Linked DNA regions of Homo sapiens: region 1 is linked to region 2. A link is a loop called in an ENCODE intact Hi-C map of the cell type or tissue named here. Cell type or tissue: natural killer cell. All regions are shown on one strand. Links, peaks and the distances in the headings refer to the core of each region. The heading gives the core; the rest is flanking DNA.

The links. Peaks named below come from ENCODE experiments on the same cell type or tissue, not always from the same donor. Only the 100,000 strongest peaks of a DNase experiment are listed, where the experiment ranks them.
Region 1: a loop joins it to region 2, with 4 times the contacts of the local background. A loop is called at or near these places in 2 of 110 quality-filtered maps.

The regions. Positions count from the first base shown.
Region 1 is chr6:46,010,082-46,013,000 of GRCh38, forward strand. The region is part of intron 1 of CLIC5 (chloride intracellular channel 5); the gene reads right to left. Among named protein-coding and RNA genes, the nearest start is that of CLIC5, 4.3 kb to the right of the region's middle. RefSeq lists an enhancer at 1,414-1,463. In natural killer cell, for the core only: no CTCF peak of the experiment used is centred there; a DNase peak (open chromatin) is centred at 1,570; H3K27ac peaks cover 1,911 bases.
Region 2 is chr6:46,174,179-46,177,097 of GRCh38, forward strand. No RefSeq gene overlaps it. Among named protein-coding and RNA genes, the nearest start is that of ENPP5, 4.7 kb to the left of the region's middle. In natural killer cell, for the core only: no CTCF peak of the experiment used is centred there; DNase peaks (open chromatin) are centred at 923 and 1,483; H3K27ac peaks cover 1,882 bases.

The DNA of each region.
Region 1 (2,919 bases), core at 234-2,733, 160 kb before region 2:
ACAATCGGGAACATTTCTCTTCCAGTTCCCTGAATGACGACCTGCTTTGGAAACTTACATTTTCTTTCAAGAAGTATCTTGGTTCTGAGATGTGAGATTCAGCTGGTAGGACTGAGCCTCTGACTTCTTGTACACATCAAGGGAGGGAAGCCCAAGGGCTTTACTTTTACTTATTGGGCTACATGGAGCCTACAGAGAAAGACTTACTAATAGGCCAGATCCATACTCAGCTTGAAATGCTGACACCAACTCCATGAAAGATGTGCTGCTGCTATTAGCACTGCACTGGTTAAAACAAAAAAAAAATCTGTGGTCCAGAGAGGTCAAGCAGCCCATCCTGGCCAACACACTGGTGAACCCGAGCCTGACACCAAAGTTTCACTCTTCCACCACATCTCTTGCCACCACTAACATGGGGCCAGCAGCTGACAACTCAAAGGGAACCAAGAATGAGAAGTTTTTGACCTAACTGACTGTCTAAATTGACAGACGCTTTGTCTTGCATGGAGGGGGCCAATAAATGCCCAAAGAGACAACACAAGTCATCAGGGATGCAGGAGCTCTCAACACTGGCAGTGGACGTCAGCTTCTGCAGACCCAGTCCTCATTCCCACCACCCTGCCATGGCACTTCAAATATGCATCATACAACTCTTGACGCTAGCTCTCCAGGGATGTGTTACCAGGAGAAGAAGCACTCACTGCCATAGCAGGGCAGGCAAATTTGTGTATTGCGTTATTGACTACAGATCAAAACCTGAAGATAGTGGGAAAGAAAAACACAGTAGCTTAATATGATGAAGGGAACTTTAAAAACCTAGTGAGCTCATGCTTAGGCAAGCGGCCCAAGGTGACCAGGCAGTCACAGTAGCTCAGGGACATAGAGGCGACACCACAAGATCTGATCCTATCTGTTCTGGAAGTCAGATGACCACACCACGAGTCACCACAACTTGTATTGCACCCTGCACCACTCAGAAACTTTTGGGCCACTCAATAAATGAAAGACTAGTCGTTTCCATCAGACAATTAGCAGAACTCTGTTTTACTTCCCCCATGCTGAATTGATGATTCTTTGACTAGACCAACCCTATACACGATTGTTCTGGAGTCCTGTGGATAGGGCTTAATAGTTCGTCAGCATCTGTTAACTGGGCAGTGATTGGATGCAAGCTTTCTATCAACAACACTTCTGACCGTGATGCCCTGAGGCTGTTAGAAGTTCTGGACATTTAATCAGCATTAGCAAGGCCACCTATGTCAGCGGTGGCAGAAGCTGCCTGCTATTGGACCTGCCTCTGATTATGACTCAGTGGCTCTCCACCAGGGCTGCACGCTGGAGCCACCTGAGAGTGGATATGAAAATATTGTTTCAGGGTCCCACCCACAGACACACTGATGTAATCGGCTTGGGGAGCAAACTGCCATCAGAAGTTTTAAAATCTCTCTCAATGGATTGAATAGGTAGTGAAGGCTGAGAACCACTGGTTTCTGTTGAAACCTCAGTTCCTGGCTGAAGAGACACTTGCGGCGAGCTTGTCTGTATCATTAGTCACTTCTGGGGTCCAGGGGTGAGACTGGGAGTGGAGGAAGCAATGCAAATGGGTGGAATGCCTTGATCTAACCTACACAGCACATCCTGTGTTTGTCTTTTCAAATTGCTTTCTGTTTTGCTTTTACTTCCTTGCTCTATTTCTTTCAATAAACCACACTCACTGCCATTACCTCTAGCCTGTTGTCCTCCTCTTAGGATCAAAGTCCAAGCTACATATTATCTCATTTACTCTCAAAATATCCCTGCAAGTGAGGAAGGAGCCAGGCCTTTGTTCCCCAAGGCAAATCAGGGACGTGCAGGTCCAGAAAGGTTCAGTCTGCCATGGGACTCATAATATTCAAGTCAGTGTGTTTACAGCAATTTTCAATTTACAAAGTGTTTTCACCTATGTTCTCCCATGGAATCCTCACAGCAAATCTACAATGACAGTATTTTCATAACCAGAATGACCACACATCCTTATTTGCTCCCAAACTATCCTGGGTTATACCTGTGGTTCCAGCCTAATTATTGATATCATTCCCTTTCACTCTCAAAAGTGTCTAGATTTGGACAATAAATTATATGGTCTCCTTATTTATAACCATGCTCTTGTTTTAAGAGGGCCAGTGAGGCTCCTGAAAGTTAAATAATTTGTTCAGGATCATTTAGCTAATTAGAGGCAGAGGCAAGACTTGAACTCAGGTACTGCATCTCCAAATCCCTGCGCCATCCACAGGTATTATGGGACATTAGAATCAGAGTTGACATGATCTAACATTTCTTATTGTAGAAACTAAAAATGTGGGGAAATAATCTCTTAAAAGTCACTGTCAGAATGTTCCCCGAAAGGGAAAGACTCGGAGTACATAGCAGAAATGGGTTAGTCTCCTTGGAAGCATTCTATGAACACATTAGAATGGATTAATAACATAAATAAATGTCACCATGATGGCACTTGAAAGCCTAACTTGGCAAAATAAGGTATCAGGCCTGACATATAGGTATTTGGAAAAGAGCAAGAAATTCAAAGTCTAAACTGCTAGATTTGAGGACTGGATCTGAATGCTATCTGCCATCTACCTTTGGGCATTTTACCTACTTTCTGTGAGCACATGTATTGTTCAACAGAACAGGAGGAATTATCATTCTTAGTTCCCTGGGCTGTTACAAGAAGAGCAAACTGCAGCTCATCAAGTGCTCTGACAGCGAGTCTCATAAGGTACCTGTGAATCCAGTTTATTTGTTTTCTTTATCTTTCACATAAGTGAATCAAGCCTTATAAAGTTGCTGATGATCAAATGAGATAAGGTATTTGAACATACTTATTATGTCCTAATATGCTGCAATCTTTCCTTCTTCTTATCATTATCATTATCAGCAGTA
Region 2 (2,919 bases), core at 325-2,824:
ACATTCTGAGGTTCCGGGTGAATGTGTATTTCGGAAGGACACTTATTCAACCCAGTATATATAGCTAGCAGAAAGTTTAATTTTATGGCCCAGCCTAGATCAAAAGTTGATGGATTACTAATAAAATGGCTCAAATCAAGGTAACTGACAACATCTGATACTGACAAGGATTCAGAGCTATAATATATTGCTGGACTATCATACACTGCTGGTGGGAATGGACTTCCACTATGGAAGTCAGTTTTGAAGTTTCTTATAAAGTTAAATATACACGTGACATACAACCCAGGAATCTCACTCCTGAGTATTTATCTAAGAGAAATGAAGACAGACGTCCACTGAAAAACCGGTCAACAACTTTTTACAGCAGCTTTATTCATAATCATGTAAAGCTAGAAACCATCCAAATGTCCCTCAACTAGTGAATAAACAAATTGTAGTGTGTCCGTAAATGCAGTACTGTTTGGCAGTAAGAAGGAATACAGAACTCATGCATGCAACAACATGGATGAATCTCAAAAGCGTTTTTCTAGGTGAACGAAGCCAGACACAAATGGCCATACACTGTGTGATTCTGTTTATATGATATTCTAGAAAGGGCAACAATGGAAATAGAAACCAAATCAGCATTTGCCAAGGACTAGGGGTGAGGGGAGGGGATTGGCTAGAAAGGGGCACAAAGAATTTTTTTATGTGATAGAATTTTGATTGCTTTTGTAGTCACATCACTAAGTTTGTCAATATTCAGAGAACTATGTGCCTAAAAATGTTTAATTTTACTGTGTGGAAATTATACCTCAGTAAACAGCAGCAACAATAAATAAACCCTACCCTGCGATAATACCTCACACCTCACCAAAGTTCACAAATTGGTGCTGGTGGTGTTTGACTCTCAGTGGCCTTTCCTGTGTGTACGGGTGTATACCAGTTCTTCCTGCAGGGTGTGAGTGCTTGCAAGTGCAGGAGCTCCACGGGGCCTGCTCTGCTGGGTGTCATTCCTTTTCCCTCATGAATGAAGTCAGGAAACTATGAAGTAAAACCAAAACAAGGCTAAACAATTATTTTCTTTTTCTTTTCTTTCTTTCTTTCTTTTTCTTTTTCTTTTCTTTTTTTTTTTTTTTGGGATAGAGTCTTGCTCTGTCGCCCAGGCTGGAGTGCCGTGGTGTGATCTTGGCTCACTGCAACCTCTGCCTCCCAGATTCAAGCAATTCTCCTGCCTCAACCTCCCGAGTAGCTGGGATTACGGACACGCGCCACCACACCAGGCTAAATTTTTATATTTTGCGAATCACAAAGTCAGGAGTTCGAGACCAGCCTGGCCAACATGGTAAAACCCCGTCTCTACTACAAATATTTTCTAGGCCATAACTGAATGTCATTTGTTGAATAACTAACTCAGTGCAGGATGCAGTCATATAGCAGGAGAGATAGTCATCTTTTGGTGTTGGTTTGAGGCCTATTTTGTAAGACATATTCTCAGGAGCCAAATACGAAACTGCACATGTGTTTGTGGTATATGGGGTGAAAACATTTTGTTAAAACCACATTCTCAGTTCTTTGTAAAGCACATAACACCCCTTAGATGCCTGAACATACTTAGTTTAACATCACTATTTAAAAACTTATTGGCTCCTTATGGGTATTGTAATTCTGTAAATTTACTAGCAGTGGGGGAGGACCTAAAAATATTGTCCTCTATCCAGATCAAAAATACATTTTTCCACTCTAGGTATTTGCACTTAAAATGTAAATGTAAATATTCTTTGCAACAATTTTGTAGCTTGAGGTTGCACCAAGGAATTCTTTGGTAAGTGTGAATCTTTATGAACAGGCCAAGCAGGCAGCAAGTGCTTTATGCCTTTAAGGTGTTCTTGGCAGGGAAGGGGCGGGGGATGTCATGGGAGAGTTCTCCCTGCCCAATTCCTGGATGGTTGCAATTTCATAATTGGAAATTAATCTCTTAGCCTTAAGGCTTTTCTCTCAGGAGAGATGTCATATGCACCACCTCTATTAGCTATTTATATACACGTGTGTGACTAAGGTTGTCTGATTCGCTCCAATTTGCATAATTGGTTGGGGAGAAAAGCCCTTAGAAGAATGCAGGTGGGTTCTGTCTTTCAAAGGTTAGTAAATACAGGGGGCAGCTCTAGAGGAAAGTGAAAACAGAAAAAGGAAGGGGAGCAGACTCTAAGCTGGCATCCCTCATAATTTGCTCAAAGCTAGTCCTGTTCTTTGCCCATCATTAAGCAGCAGATCACTGTAGGGAAGTCCGAAGTCATAGGCAACAGAGGAACCTGGCTTATGAAGGTGCTCTGATTTGACCTTTGTAAAATTTTGAATAGCCTTTCATCTAGAAAATGCATGTAATGTATAAAATCCTTGAGAGCTTTGCTATTCTTCTAGTCACTTTCATCCTTACTCCTCCACACCTGTTGTCTGATTCCACAAAGGACTCCATCCTCCCACACCTTGCTTGGGCAATCTCCTGACCTATATACTTCTCTGCTTTCTAATGAGAACCCTATTTTGTAGGAAAATCCATTCAGTGTGAATGGATTTATGCTGATCTACTCATCTATTCTTGCTAGGACATACTACATGTTGGGGTTCTTTGGCCAGAGTTAGCTGTTCTAGTCATGGTGATGGGGCTGTTTTAAAATAACAGGCTGATTTAACCCGTTATTTTATTTTATTTTATTTTTGAGATGGAGTCTCCCTCTGTTGCCCAGGCTGGACTGCAGTAGCGAGATCTCAGCTCACTGCAACCTCTGCCTCCCAGGTTCAAGCGATTCTCCTGCCTCAGCCTCCCGAGTAGCTGGGATTTTAACCTGTTATTTTTTAAAAAAACAAAACAGGTTTATTCGTGATTTGCTTAACATAAAATGAAATGTGATTCATTTAATATAAATTTATCGATTT